Regions from separate parts of the Homo sapiens genome. Here regions 1 and 3 are each linked to region 2. The links are chromatin contacts, found by Hi-C or POLR2A ChIA-PET in ENCODE. All regions are on one chromosome and are shown on one strand. Each heading gives the region's core, a stretch centred on a gene start or an enhancer-like site at or near the end of the contact. The rest is flanking DNA. Distances are from core to core; before and after follow the strand shown. Region 1 holds the start of ERCC6L (ERCC excision repair 6 like, spindle assembly checkpoint helicase). Region 2 holds the start of NHSL2 (NHS like 2). Region 3 holds the start of PIN4 (peptidylprolyl cis/trans isomerase, NIMA-interacting 4).

Evidence for each region. Hi-C counts contacts between places; a loop is a spot of excess contacts on that map. ChIA-PET counts read pairs that join two places held with the same protein, here RNA polymerase II (POLR2A). Pooled maps may share reads with other maps.
Region 1: POLR2A ChIA-PET joins it to region 2 with 10 read pairs in WTC11. The contact joins the promoter of ERCC6L here to the promoter of NHSL2 in region 2. POLR2A ChIA-PET finds 5 or more read pairs at or near these places in 5 of 52 experiments (HEK293, WTC11 and activated T-cell).
Region 3: a pooled map shows a loop between it and region 2 (3-fold over the local background). The contact joins the promoter of PIN4 here to the promoter of NHSL2 in region 2. A Hi-C loop is called at or near these places in 1 of 50 pooled maps. POLR2A ChIA-PET finds 5 or more read pairs at or near these places in 4 of 52 experiments (A673, HEK293, SK-N-SH and 1 more).

What each region holds. Positions count from the first base shown.
Region 1 is chrX:72,237,485-72,241,473 of GRCh38, forward strand. ERCC6L (ERCC excision repair 6 like, spindle assembly checkpoint helicase) reads right to left here and starts at 1,543. Exons shown (of 2, transcript NM_017669.4): 1 at 1,360-1,543. The coding sequence starts at 1,427. It also overlaps a transcript of PIN4 not described here. RefSeq lists an enhancer at 1,325-1,474.
Region 2 is chrX:71,908,981-71,913,250 of GRCh38, forward strand. NHSL2 (NHS like 2) reads left to right here and starts at 1,865. Exons shown (of 8, transcript NM_001013627.3): 1 at 1,865-2,387. The coding sequence starts at 2,108.
Region 3 is chrX:72,178,915-72,183,167 of GRCh38, forward strand. PIN4 (peptidylprolyl cis/trans isomerase, NIMA-interacting 4) reads left to right here and starts at 2,843. Exons shown (of 4, transcript NM_006223.4): 1 at 2,843-2,914. The coding sequence starts at 2,872. RefSeq lists an enhancer at 2,883-3,102.

The DNA of each region.
Region 1 (3,989 bases), core at 293-2,792, 330 kb after region 2:
CTACTCGGGAGGCTGAGGCAGGAGAATGGCGTGAACCCGGAAGGCGGAGCTTGCTGTGAGCCCAGACCGCGCCACTGCACTCCAGCCTGGGTGACAGAGCGAGACTGTATCAAAAAAAGAAAAAAAAAAAATAGCTGGGTGTGGTGGTGTGCGCCTGTGGTCCCAGCTACTCCGGAAACAGGTGGGAGGATCGCATGAGCCCCGGGGGATGGAAGTTGCAGTGAGCTGAGTTAGAGATCGCGCCACTGCACTCCAGCCTGGGTGACAGAGCCAGACCCTGTCTCTAAAAATATATATAAAACAACAATAGTAAAATAATAAATTGGCTGGACATGGTGGCACCCACCTTAAGTCCCAGCTACTAGGGAGGCTGGGGCAGGAGGACTGCTTGAGCCCAGGAGTTCGAGGCTGCAGTGAACTATGATCAGGCCACTGAATTCCAGTCTGGGCGACACAGCAAGACCCTGTCTCAAAAAAAATTAAAGCAGTAAAATTCACAGAGACAGAATAATGGTTGCTAGGGGCTGAAGGGAGGGGGAAATGGGGAGTTTGTTTAATGGGAGTAGTTTCAGTTTTGCCACATGAGAAAAGTTCTGGAGATGACGGACGGCTGCACAACAATATGAATGTAGTCAACACTACTGAACTGTACATTTAAAAATGGTTAGGATGATAAACTTTATTTTTCATAAAACCCAGTTTCTGCACAAAAAGATAAAATTTATGTTATGTGTACTTTACCACAATTTAAGAAAAAATTTAAATTCTCATCCCAACATTACCACGCCCCCCACCCTTAGCCAACTGGTGAATGTTTACTCATTTTTCAACGCCTAGCTCAAATGTCTCCTCTTGCCACGCCATCCCTTAGCTGACCACCCTTGTAGTTGGCCATTCCCTCTTTTATGCCAACACTGTGCCCTGCACGTACATTATACCTCTTACAGCACTTATCAAACCTAGTAATTATTGCTTTACAGATCCGTTTCCACTACTAGATTACAAACAATTTGGGGGCGGGGACCTTGTTTTACTCATCTCTGTATCCCCTAGACTTAGGGCTTGATAAGCTGAAAAGAATCAAGAAGGGCTTGATTAATTAAGGCTCCTCTGGCTTTTAAGGAGACCATACTGGAGGGTCATTTGCCCAAAAGAAGAGGCATCGGGGTCTCCTCAGGTTTTAGAAATCTGGTCAAACATCCAGAGCTGACTCCCACACCCTACTGCGAGAAGAGCGCGAGCGCGCGTCTCAAAAGGCTCCGCCTCAACAGTTCGGGTCCCCAGGAGGATCCGGGGGCCACCCCACCTCCACCCTGGGCCAGGTCGGTTAGCTAGACCCGCCCAGCGGTCCAGACATACCTTAGGTAATGAGCAGCCTGCTCTGGGCTCAAGGCCTCGGCTTCCGGAAACCTTCGGGATGCCTCCATGACCCTCGGATTGGGTTCCAGTTACCCCGGCGGGAGTTTGGAGCTTGGAGCTTGGAGCTTGGAGCTTGGAGCTTAGAGTTTGGAGCTTGAATTTCGCTCACTCCCGCCCCGCGCATGCTCTGTGCGCCGTGGAGAGGGACACAGCCAACCGACGGCCTCGCGGCCGGCCAATCCGCGACCACGCGCTGCGACGCCTCCGCCTGAGCCCCGCCCATGACGGTGGGCGCCTGCGCCTACGCGCGCCGGGAAGCAGAAGGTGATCTCTGCCTTCGAGACACGGAGTGTGCTGCCTCAGTCTGTGATCCCTCGCGTTTCAATCCAATTCAAACCATGCTGCAGCCAATTCGTTCGCGCGTGCGTGTGCCATCATTGTGAGTGGAGGAGACTGCCCGATATGATCCCAGTCATTGCGGCGACCCCTGGAGATCTCCAACGCCTGCGTCCCCCAACCATACCCTGCCCCGCATCCACAGATATCTTCCCTTCCTTGATCGCCAGTACCTGGCACTGACCGTGCTTTGAATTCAAACACCCTGGGAGGCATAGTCCCTGTGATTTAAACTAACATTGAAGAAGCGACCAGACGCGGTGGTTCACGCCTGTAATCCCAGCACTTTGGGAGACCGGGGCGGGCGGATCACGTGAGGTCAGGAGTTCGAGACCAACCTGGCTAAAATGGTGACACCCCGTCTCTACTAAAAATACAAAAAATTAGCCGGGCGTGGTGGCGGGCGCCCGCAGTCCCAGCTACTCGGGTGGCTGAGGCACGAGAATCGCTTGGACCCAGGAGGTGGAGGTTGCAGTGAGCCGGGATTGCACCACTGCACTCCAGCCTGGGTGGCAAAGCGAGACTCCATCTCAAAAAAAAAAAAAAAAAAAAAAAAGGCTGGGTGCAGTGCCTCACGCCTGTTATCCTAGCCTTTTGGGAGGCTAAGGTGGGAGGATCACTTGCACTTAGGAGTTCGAGACCAGCCTGGGCAACATGGTGAGACTCCCGTCTCTTTAAAAAAAATTTTTTTCTTCTCCACAGGGCGTTATGCTGTATTTATTTTCTTAAAAAGAGAGAGAGAAAGAGAGAAGGGTCTTCAAGAATCTCAAACCCTGGAGGTGGAGGCTGCAGTGAGCCAAGATCATGCCACTGCACTCCAGCCTGGGTGACAGAGAAAGACTCCATCTCAAAAAAAAAAAAAAAATTAAAGTTCTTATTTAAGAAATAAGTAACTAGGTTCACATACTTGGTATAATAAAAGGAAGACAAAAATAATTTAAAAAAAAAGAAGTAGTGCTGTGGTCATCATTTCTTCAGAAGCACCAACTAAGATACAGTCATTTTCAAATGCAGAGCCTAAAAAGAAGGCAGAGCCTAGAGCTTAAGGAAATGTGATTGAGTTTAAGTGGCTTGCTTGGGTGACACTAAATAGGAGGTTGTGGGCCAACAAAAATTGTCCTTGTTCATATACTGTTAAGAACACAGACATGACTCCTCAAGACACTAATTTAGCATTCAGTATTGGAAAACTCACCTATTGGCCCAGTCATACATCATATGTCCAGAGAATTTTAAGCTTTTCATAAAATTTATAGACCGTTATGAGTTAAAAGGAATGTTGGAGGCCGGGTTCAGTGGCTCACTGAACCTGTAATCCCAGCACTTTGGGAGGCCGAGGCGGGCGGATCACCTGAGGTCAGGAGTTCAAGACCAGCCTGGCCAAATGGTGAAACCCCCGTCTCTACAAAAATTAGCTGGGCATGGTGGCGGGTGCCTGTAATCCCAGCTTCTCGGGAGGCTGGGGTGGAAGAATCGCTTGAACCCAGGAGGCAGACGTTGCAGTGAGCTGAGATCGTGCCATTGCACTCCAGCCTGGGCGACAGAGCAAGACTCCATCTCAAAAAAAAGAAAAGGGTTGGGGGGAGGTGGGGGATCTTGGAGAACATGGGCTATTTTCCTGGTTTGTATGACTTTAAGGCCTTTATTAAGAGGCCTTTTAGTATACTATTATCCACATTTTTCAGATGTGGAAACAGGCTCAGAGAGATAAATTGACTTCATCTAAGCTTCCTGAGCTAGGAAGCAGCAGAGCCAGAATTCAATACTAGGTCCATATGGACACAAATCTGTGCCGTTTCGCTGTGTCACACTGGAAAGAAGAGGGCAGTGGCGGGAAATGAGGTTGATGAGGCAGTTGAAGGCCAGGTTATGAAGGAACTTGTTTACTCTGCTAAAGTGTTTGAATCACATCTTTTCCTGGAGGCAAGCTTGGATTGGGCTGTGCTATGGTCTGAATGTCCTTCAAAATTCTTGTGTTGAAACTTAATCCCCACCATGGTGGCATTGAGAGGCGGGGCCTTTTAGCAAGTAATGTCATGAGGGATCCTACTTCATGAATAAATTAGTGCCTTATGAAAGGGCTGGAGGGAGCTAGTTTAGGCCCTTTTTGCTCTTCTGCTTTCCTACCATGTAAGGACACACTATTCCTTCCCCTCCAGAGGATGCAGCAACAAGGCACCATCTTGGAAGCAGAGAGCAGCCCTCACCAGATACCAATCCTGCTGGCACCTTCA
Region 2 (4,270 bases), core at 615-3,114:
TACATTTCAGAAAGGGTACAAGTCTTTTGCCCATTTGTTGATTCTTATTTTAATCAGAACCCAACTTTTCTAATATCCATGTTCTAATTTACTAAACAAGAAACAACTATATGCTGAAAAGGGAAATCGGATTACGCTTTTACTTTATTTTTAATTGACAAACAATTATATGTATTTATGGGGCACGATGTGGTTTGATGTATATATATTAATACATTGTGGAATGATTAAATCAAACTAGTTAACATATCCATTACCTCACATATTTACCATTTTTCTGTGGTGTGAACATTTAGAATCTATTAGCAATTTTGAAATATACTAGTTGTAGAACCTTCTTGAACTGCTTCAGGGACAATTAATTATCTGAAGGAATGCATGAAAACAGGCCACGCTTAGAATCATTAATGTAGATGCAGGTATTCTGTTCAAAGTATTTTACTGGCCAGTGTGGTGGCTCATGCCTGTAATCCCAGTGCTTTGGGAGGCTGAGGCAGGAGGATTGCTTGGGGCCAAGGAGTTTAAGGCCAGCCTGGGCAACATAGGGAGATTCCGTCTCTTCAAAAAATAAAAACTAAATTAGCAGGAGTGGTGGCACGTGCCTATAGCCCTAGCTACTCAGGAGGCTGAGACCGGAGGATCCCCTGAGCCCAGAGTGAATTCAAGGCTGCAGTGAGCTGTGACCACACCACTGCACTCCAGCCAGGGTGACAGTGGTAGATCTTGTCTCTTAAAAAAAAAAGTGTTTTGCTAATGGATTATAAAGGATTATAAGGATGTGAACATTTGTAAGAGGAAAAATGAGAAGAGAATGAAGAGAAGGAAGAAACCGAAGTACACCAAAGTCAAAGAAGTGGGTTAGAGGAGAGTCAGATGGGAGCTCAGTGTGTTGAAAATAAGCGTTCTGAGTGGAAAGGTCCTAAGTGCATGAGGACATATGCTCACGTACTCTGGTTTTCTGAGGACAATAATGTGCCCCCTCTTTTCTGCCTTCTGGAATGGAGAGAAATCAGGCCGTGACCACAGGGTTGCCCGCACTGAAAGCACATCTCGGCTCCTGTAACCCTCTTCGGAGAGCATCCCAGCAGCCCAGCCTGGCCAGGGATAGAGCCTATCCCAGCTGGCGGACCCTACCAGAAGGAGGCGTCCCTGGGCTCTCTTTTTGCATAAACTATGGAGTGGCGTCCCTCTATCTGAATTAAGTCTATTGTTCCAGAAAATGGGTTTGTTTCTATTCATCCACTCCAATGGCTTTACAATGTCCAGCCACTGTGGGACTCCCTAGAGACATTGTCTTCTTGAACAGTCGAATAAGATATTTGGTTTTTTGGTCCTTATTTCCAAGCTCCTGGGTGCTAGAAGGTTGTATTCACAGCCTAGTCTAGCCCGTGCGTGGCACCGAGTACGTTTGGGAAAGGAAATCTAGATCAATAAAGTCAAACTATTCGGTCGGTCTTCGCTGATTACCCGCTGGTGTGGGCGCGGGTGTGCTTGAATTTTTTTTTTTTTTTTTGTAATTATGAAGAAAAAGTTTAAGTTAAAAAAAAAAGCAAAAAATAACTTTAACCATCAGAACTGGGAGTGGAGCTCCTCAGGAGGACCGGGGCACACATTCTACACCGTACCTTACGTCCCCCCTCACGCAGACATTCCTTCTTTCACGCTCCAGCTCGCTCTTTTTACTCCTACTTCCCTTTCTCCCTCTCCCGGATCAAGCGTTAATCTGCGAATCTCTGACCGCAAAAGAAGAAAAAAAAAAAAGGTGGGTGGGGGGATCCCGAAGTAGCAGAGCTAGGAGGAGGAGGAGGAGAAAAGAGAGGAGGAGGAGGGGGGAGGAGGAGGAGGAGCCCGGCGAAGCAGAGTCAGAGGGACTGGTGGCTCCGGCGAGTGTGCAGCCCCGGGGGAGCCGGCGCTCTAGGCGAGGAACCCGTCAGCCCGCCTACCCGCCCGTCGTCTTTGGCGCCCGCACGCTCTCCGGCCCGCGCCCAGGGGCCTGCTACACCCGGAGCTGGGGCCGCCGCTCAGGGGCGCTCGGGCCAGGGGCGCTGCTCGGGGTGAGCCCGCCGCGCCGCCAGACTGGTCCCCTGCGCCCGCGCCCGCGGCCGGGATGCCGTTCTACAGGCGCACGGTGGTACCCCAGCGCCTGTGCCCGCGCAACCCGCCGCAGCAGCTGGCGGAGCTCCGCGACGTGAGCCACCTGGCAGCGCTCAGCCTGCTCCGGCAGCTCGCCGACCTCTGTGGCCACTCGTTGGCTCTGCTCGAGGACCTCGAGGGGCACCTGCTGGCCCTGGGGCGCCGCACAGACAGCCTGTACCGGCGCACCGTGCGCCTCCGCCGCCGCCTTCCCTGCCGCCTGCTTGGCCCGGAGGAGGACGAGGAAGAGCTAGGTAAAAACGGCGCCCCGGTGGCTCGCGGCCCCGCGTCTACCCCGCCTCTAGGGGCGCCGGTCGGCGCTTAGCGCTGTGCCCACCCTCTCCCCGCCTCTCTCCGCCCCTCCCCTCCCCTCCATTCGGGGAGTGAGGGGATCCCATTTCCCCGACCCCCGCCTCCGCCCCACGGTCGCCCTACCGCTGGAACTTCCTGCTCTTGGACCCGGTCGCGCCGTCCGGAGTGGCCCCGTGCCCTTGGGACTCCCGACCCTGGGGTTGGTGGCCGCCTCCTGGGGTTTTGGCTGGGGACGCGCTGGGTCCAGGACGGCTTGGGCGATACTCCCCCTACCCGCCCACCTAGCCCCAGGCCCTCGGCGCCGTCCTCATCGCCGCGTCGGGAGCTAAATGGCCGAGCCGCTGGCTTCTTTGCTCCTGTCTAGGAGCTCGGCCACTTCAGAAAGCGCGCCGCAGCCGACCGCAACCTACGCGGCGGCAGGAGCCGGCGGTGGTGCCTACAGGCTTTAAACCTGTGCAACTTCCCGCTGGAGCGTGGACGCGGCTCCCACTCACAGGAGTGTCTGAGCGTCCTCCCGCTTGCTTCTCTCCGCACGTTTTGGGCCGCTGTGCTGGGGAGTGGCCGGGAGGGGGGAGGGGAGAATGTCCGGGGCTTTGCTGACCCCCTACCCACTACCGCTAGGGTCTGGCTGTTATTTGCTGGAGAGAATCATTTAAAGAAACTATCATCAGTTTCCTGAAGCGCATTCACTTTAGGAATCAGCCATGCCTGAGAAACCAGGTTCCAGTGGTGCCCTCACTGAGCACGCGGGACGTGTGAGAGGGTAGGGGGGCTACGCGAGCCCTTGTCCTTTACTGTTTTGGATCCCAGCACTTTACACGGGGAATCCTCTGTCTGTGGAAATGCAGTGCCCCTGAGAGTGTGGGACTTCTGCTGAAAGCAAGGGGACTGAGTAGGCTGGAAATGCTGACTACAGCTGGGGCATGCCAGGTACCAGGGCCAATCGGTTCCTCCAGAAAGCTGGGGAGAGAAGGAGCAGTGTGGCCAGAAAGTTTCCAATGGGGGCAGAAGATGACTGCTGGCTGATTTCTGAGTGCAAGCTTCCAGCTAACTTGGGAAAGAATTGCCTGGGCCAGCCCCTCTTCATTGCAGACCCCACCCCATCCCCACCCCTTCCAGAAGGACTGGAGTCAGGCCCTGGCACCTCTCTTCATAAAGGTCTCTGACCTCTGAGGTAGATGGCAGAGGTCTCTGGTGGAGATAAATGAACTGAGTCCTATTGGAAAAGAAAGGTGGAAGCCACAGATGACTGCCAGATGGAATGTAGACGTTGGACCAGGAGCCTCTGCATGGCAGGGGCTCAGTTTTTTGCTGGGGTCCCACTGATTACAGGATTAGTCTAGGAGAAATTTGATAAGTCAGCTTGAGGAGTAGTTTTCAAAATCCCTACACAGTTTGCAGAGAGCCACCTACTGAGTTCAGTAGGGTAAGTTAAGGACAGTTTTTTCAACTCTACCTTCCTGTCCACTGAATTAGCAAGCCCTTTCTGTGGGAGGGAAGGCAGGGCTTCACCAAGTCACCTTTGGGACCTAACCCTCTCCGGTGATCTGCCAGGTTAGAAGGAGATGGCTTTATGCAATGGATAGCTTGCAATGGAGAGGAACAATTGTTAAGTTAAATTACCACTGGTTTGGCTTCTTGGCAGTTTTCAAGAGCAGGAAGAGTGGCCATCTCTCATCCCTGGTGTGGCCTCTTGCTTTTGAGAATGTACATGTCCCACGGCTCAGAGGCACCCAAGGGACTGCTGCATAAATGGAACACAGCTACCTTCTGTAAGTTGGTGAAAAGGTCTGATTTTCCATTTTCTGGTCTAATGCCCTACCCT
Region 3 (4,253 bases), core at 1,593-4,092, 270 kb after region 2:
GGGTCAGCCCCCCGCCTGGCCAGCCGCCCCATCCGGGAGGGAGGTGGGGGGTCAGCCCCCCACCTGGCCAGCCGCCCCGTCCGGGAGGGAGGTGGGGGGGGTCAGCCCCCCGCCCGGCCAGCCGCCCCGTCCGGGAGGGAGGTGGGGGGATCAGCCCCCCGCCTGGCCAGCCGCCCCGTCCGGGAGGTGAGGGGCGCCTCTGCCCAGCCGCCCCTACTGGGAAGTGAGGAGCCCCTCTGCCCGGCCAGCCGCCCCGTCCGGGAGGGAGGCGGGGGGGGGGTCGGCCAGCCGCCCTGTCCGGGAGGGAGGTGGGGGGGTCAGCCCCCCGCCCGGCCGGCCGCCCCGTCCGGGAGGTGAGGGGCGCCTCTGCCCGGCCGCCCCTACTGGGAAGTGAGGAGCCCCTCTGCCTGGCCAGCCGCCCCGTCCGGGAGGATGGTGGGGGGGTCAGCCCCCCGCCCGGCCAGCCGCCCCATCCGGGAGGTGAGGGGCGCTTCTGCCCGGCCGCCCCTACTGGGAAGTGAGGAGCCCCTCTGCCCGGCCACGACCCCGTATGGGAGATGTGCCCAGCGGCTCATTGGGGATGGGCCATGATGACAATGGCGGTTTTGTGGAATAGAAAGGCGGGAAGGGTGGGGAAAAAATTGAGAAATCAGATGGTTGCCGGGTCTGTGTGGATAGAAGTAGACATGGGAGACTTTTCATTTTGTTCTGTACTAAGAAAAATTCTTCTGCCTTGGGATCCTGTTGATCTGTGACCTTATCCCCAACCCTGTGCTCTCTGAAACATGTGCTGTGTCCACTCAGGGTTAAATGGATTAAGGGCGGTGCAAGATGTGCTTTGTTAAACAGATGCTTGAAGGCAGCATGCTCGTTAAGAGTCATCACCACTCCCTAATCTTAAGTACCCAGGGACACAAACACTGCGGAAGGCCGCAGGGTCCTCTGCCTAGGAAAACCAGAGACCTTTGTTCACTTGTTTATCTGCTGACCTTCCCTCCACTATTGTCCTATGACCCTGCCAAATCCCCCTCTGCGAGAAACACCCAAGAATGATCAATAAAAAAAAAAAATAAAAAATAAAAAATAAAAAAAAAAAAAAAAGAAAGAAAAATCAAAAGTAAATGTTCCTCTTGGGCCTCTTGGCCATAGATAACCTGATGAACACAAGGCTACGCTGTCATCGTCAACACCCAATCCCAACTCCCCCGCCCCTCCATCTCGCAGCCGAACTTGGAGAATTAGTACAGGTGCGGGATCCACTTCAGAAGTGGCAGAGCAATGATCCCCTCACCACTAGATGTGTCCTCCGCAGTTGATCACTCCCAATCCGAAAACAAGGAGTGCCCAAAATGTGTCCAGAATTTAAAGCAGCCAAACATAAGAGGGCTCCATGTTATGTCTTGAGTAGGGAATGAGCACAGTCTCAGAAACACCTGATTCCCTGGTATGAGCATGAAGCATCTCCAGGTCCAGCAAGGCTGCATCCAAAAACTAAACTCTGAGCTGGAAGACCTCTATATTCTGGCTGGTAGTGGCAAGCTAGGACAGCTCTCTCATGGACTGGAGGAAACGCCCTGACATATCATATACAAATTATTGATGGTGGGAGGGATTGTAAGGGGAGAAAAAGTGTGTGGGCACAAATTCAAAAATCATTTATCTTAGGCAAACATTATTAATATGAGCAAGCCATCATTTTATGTGCTTTACAGATATGAACTTGTTTAATTCTCTTAACACCTGATAGGATAATAGTAGGTACTATTATCATCAACTCCATTTCACAGATGATGAAACTGAGCCAAAGAGAGGTGAAGTAACTTCCTCAAGGTCATGGAGCTAGTAGACAGATGTGGAGCAGGGATTTGAAACTGGGCAATCTGGCTCCAGAATCCATGCTTTTACTACACTATGCTGCACCATTATGGAAATTTTGGAAAATACACAGAAACAAACACGATGACCTGTATGCACTAGCACCACTGGCCACATCTTGCTCTATAGCTTTCCTCTCCTTTATATTCATATAACATACAATACATTACATATACTTCTTTTACAAGGAATCATATTCTTTATCTTGGTCTTAAAAACATTTCCCCTATCTGTACACACAGCCTTACAATCGTTATTTTGAATGTTGTATAATATCTTCTTGTGTGGCTAAAACATTATTTAAGCAGTACCCGACTGAGGAGCACTCAGACTGCTTCCAATGTTTCTCCATGACTGAGCTCTGCAAGACGCAAAAAGGTGACAGGCTTTTTTAAAAACTACCTTTTGAACCTAATTAGCTACAACTGCAGAATAAAATTAACAAACGAAAAACTGCCAGGGAGGGCAGCCCTGTGTGTAGGAGGAGACAGCGGAAGTTGGCCGCCACCACAGTACTCCTGCTTCCCTTTGTCTGGCGGCCCCGCGGGATTGGCCAGAGCTGGCGCCGAGGGACTGCAGAGCCACCCACCCCCGTGGCTCCTACTGCGCACGCGTGAAAAAAGCCAGGTTGAGGGGAACGGGGGAGCTTCGGGCGTAGAGTGTGGGGAGTGGGGGATCTGGTGCAAATTAGGGTGCGTGAAAGAAGTCACAAAAAGCGCAGAGGCCAGGCTTCCCGCCCTAATCCGGCCTTTGTCTCCGCCCCTCTGCCTTTGTTTCGGCCCAAGCGTCTTATTGGTCAGACATCTTCAGCCCCATTGGTCCAAGAGCCAAAGGACGGGGTCTGCCCCAAGCTGTGCCTGCTTCCGGAGCCGCAATAAGAACGGTCAATTGAGATGCGGCTTTCAGGCATTTGTTTAGGACATGCCCATGGCGGGGCTTCTAAAGGGGCTTGTACGGCAACTGGAGCGGTTCAGCGTTCAACAACAAGCTTCCAAGATGCCGCCCAAAGGAAAAAGTGGTTCTGGAAAAGCGGGGAAAGGTAGAGCGGCCAGAGCGATCAAGGAGAATGGGGGCGGGTGAGGAGCGAAGGGAGGGAACAGACAGTCCATCTCCGGAGTCCGGGACGGACGCAGCAGGTAGCCAGTGGCCCCACAGTGCTGCCATCGATTACATCTGTAGGAATACATTGGGCTACGGTTCAGGGACCGTCCTAGTGGGTAATGGAATCTGATGGGGATAGTTCCTCGGAGGCGATGACTTAGGGCTGCTATTTCAAGGGGTTATTAGAGCTCTAAAATTGGGTCTTATCAAAAGCCAGCAATAGGAAGTACACATTGGTTATGGTCCTTAAAGTTCACTTTAATGCTTACAGAATGACATGCCCACCATCGGGGAAGGAATCATTCATCCATTGAACAGAAATGTGTCAGGCAGAGTGCTAAGCGCTGAGGATACACAAATAAGACAGAAGGCTGGGCGCGGTGGCTCACGCCTATAATCCCAGCACTTTGGGAGGCCGAGGGAGGATGGATCACGAGGTCAGGAGTTCGAGACCAGCTTGGCCAACATGGCGAAACCCCGTCTCTACTAAAAATACAAAAATTCGCCAGGCGTGGTGGTGGTGCGCGCCCGTAATCCCAGCTACTCGGGAGGCTGAGGCAGGAGAATCGCTTGAACTCGGGAGGCAGAGGTTGCAATGAACCGAGATCGCGCCACTGCACTCCAGCCTGGGCGACAGAGCGAGCCTCTGTCTCAAAAAAAAAAAAGAGATTTTGGCCTTAAGGAGCTCCCGAAGTAGTGAGGAAGATAAAGGCTTAGTGATCATAAAGCACTGTACTAAATGTAGTGTTGAGGGATGTGTATGGGATATAATAGAAATTGAGGGAAGTCCTTCATTTAGCTGGGGAACAGGGAACGGAAGACTTCCTGGAGATGAATTAGGCAGGTCAAGATGTGCATTGAGGGTAGGTTAAAGCATTCCTTACTTGGGGTCCAGCAGCAAAAGCACTGAGGTGAGAAACAGCATGATGTGTGCAGCGTAGTGTTGCTGGAGCAAAAACTCAAGGCAGAATGGCAAGTGGTGAGAATGAAAACAGAAACAAAGACGAGATCATGGAGAGTGCTATATATTCTGCTAAGAAGGACAGTTAAGGATCAGAAAGACCTGTAAGGAGATTGTTGTGGTAGTCTTGGTGAGAGATGATGGTGGACTGACCTAAGGGAGTGGCTGTGGGAACTGAGAAAAGAGAAAAGATTCTGTAAATATTAGGATGTGAAATAGTCAAGACTTGGTGATTTATTGGGTTGGGGAGGGGTGGTGAGGGAGGATCAACGATCATTCTGTTTTCTGGATTGGATTTCTAACCTGTTGCTGGTCC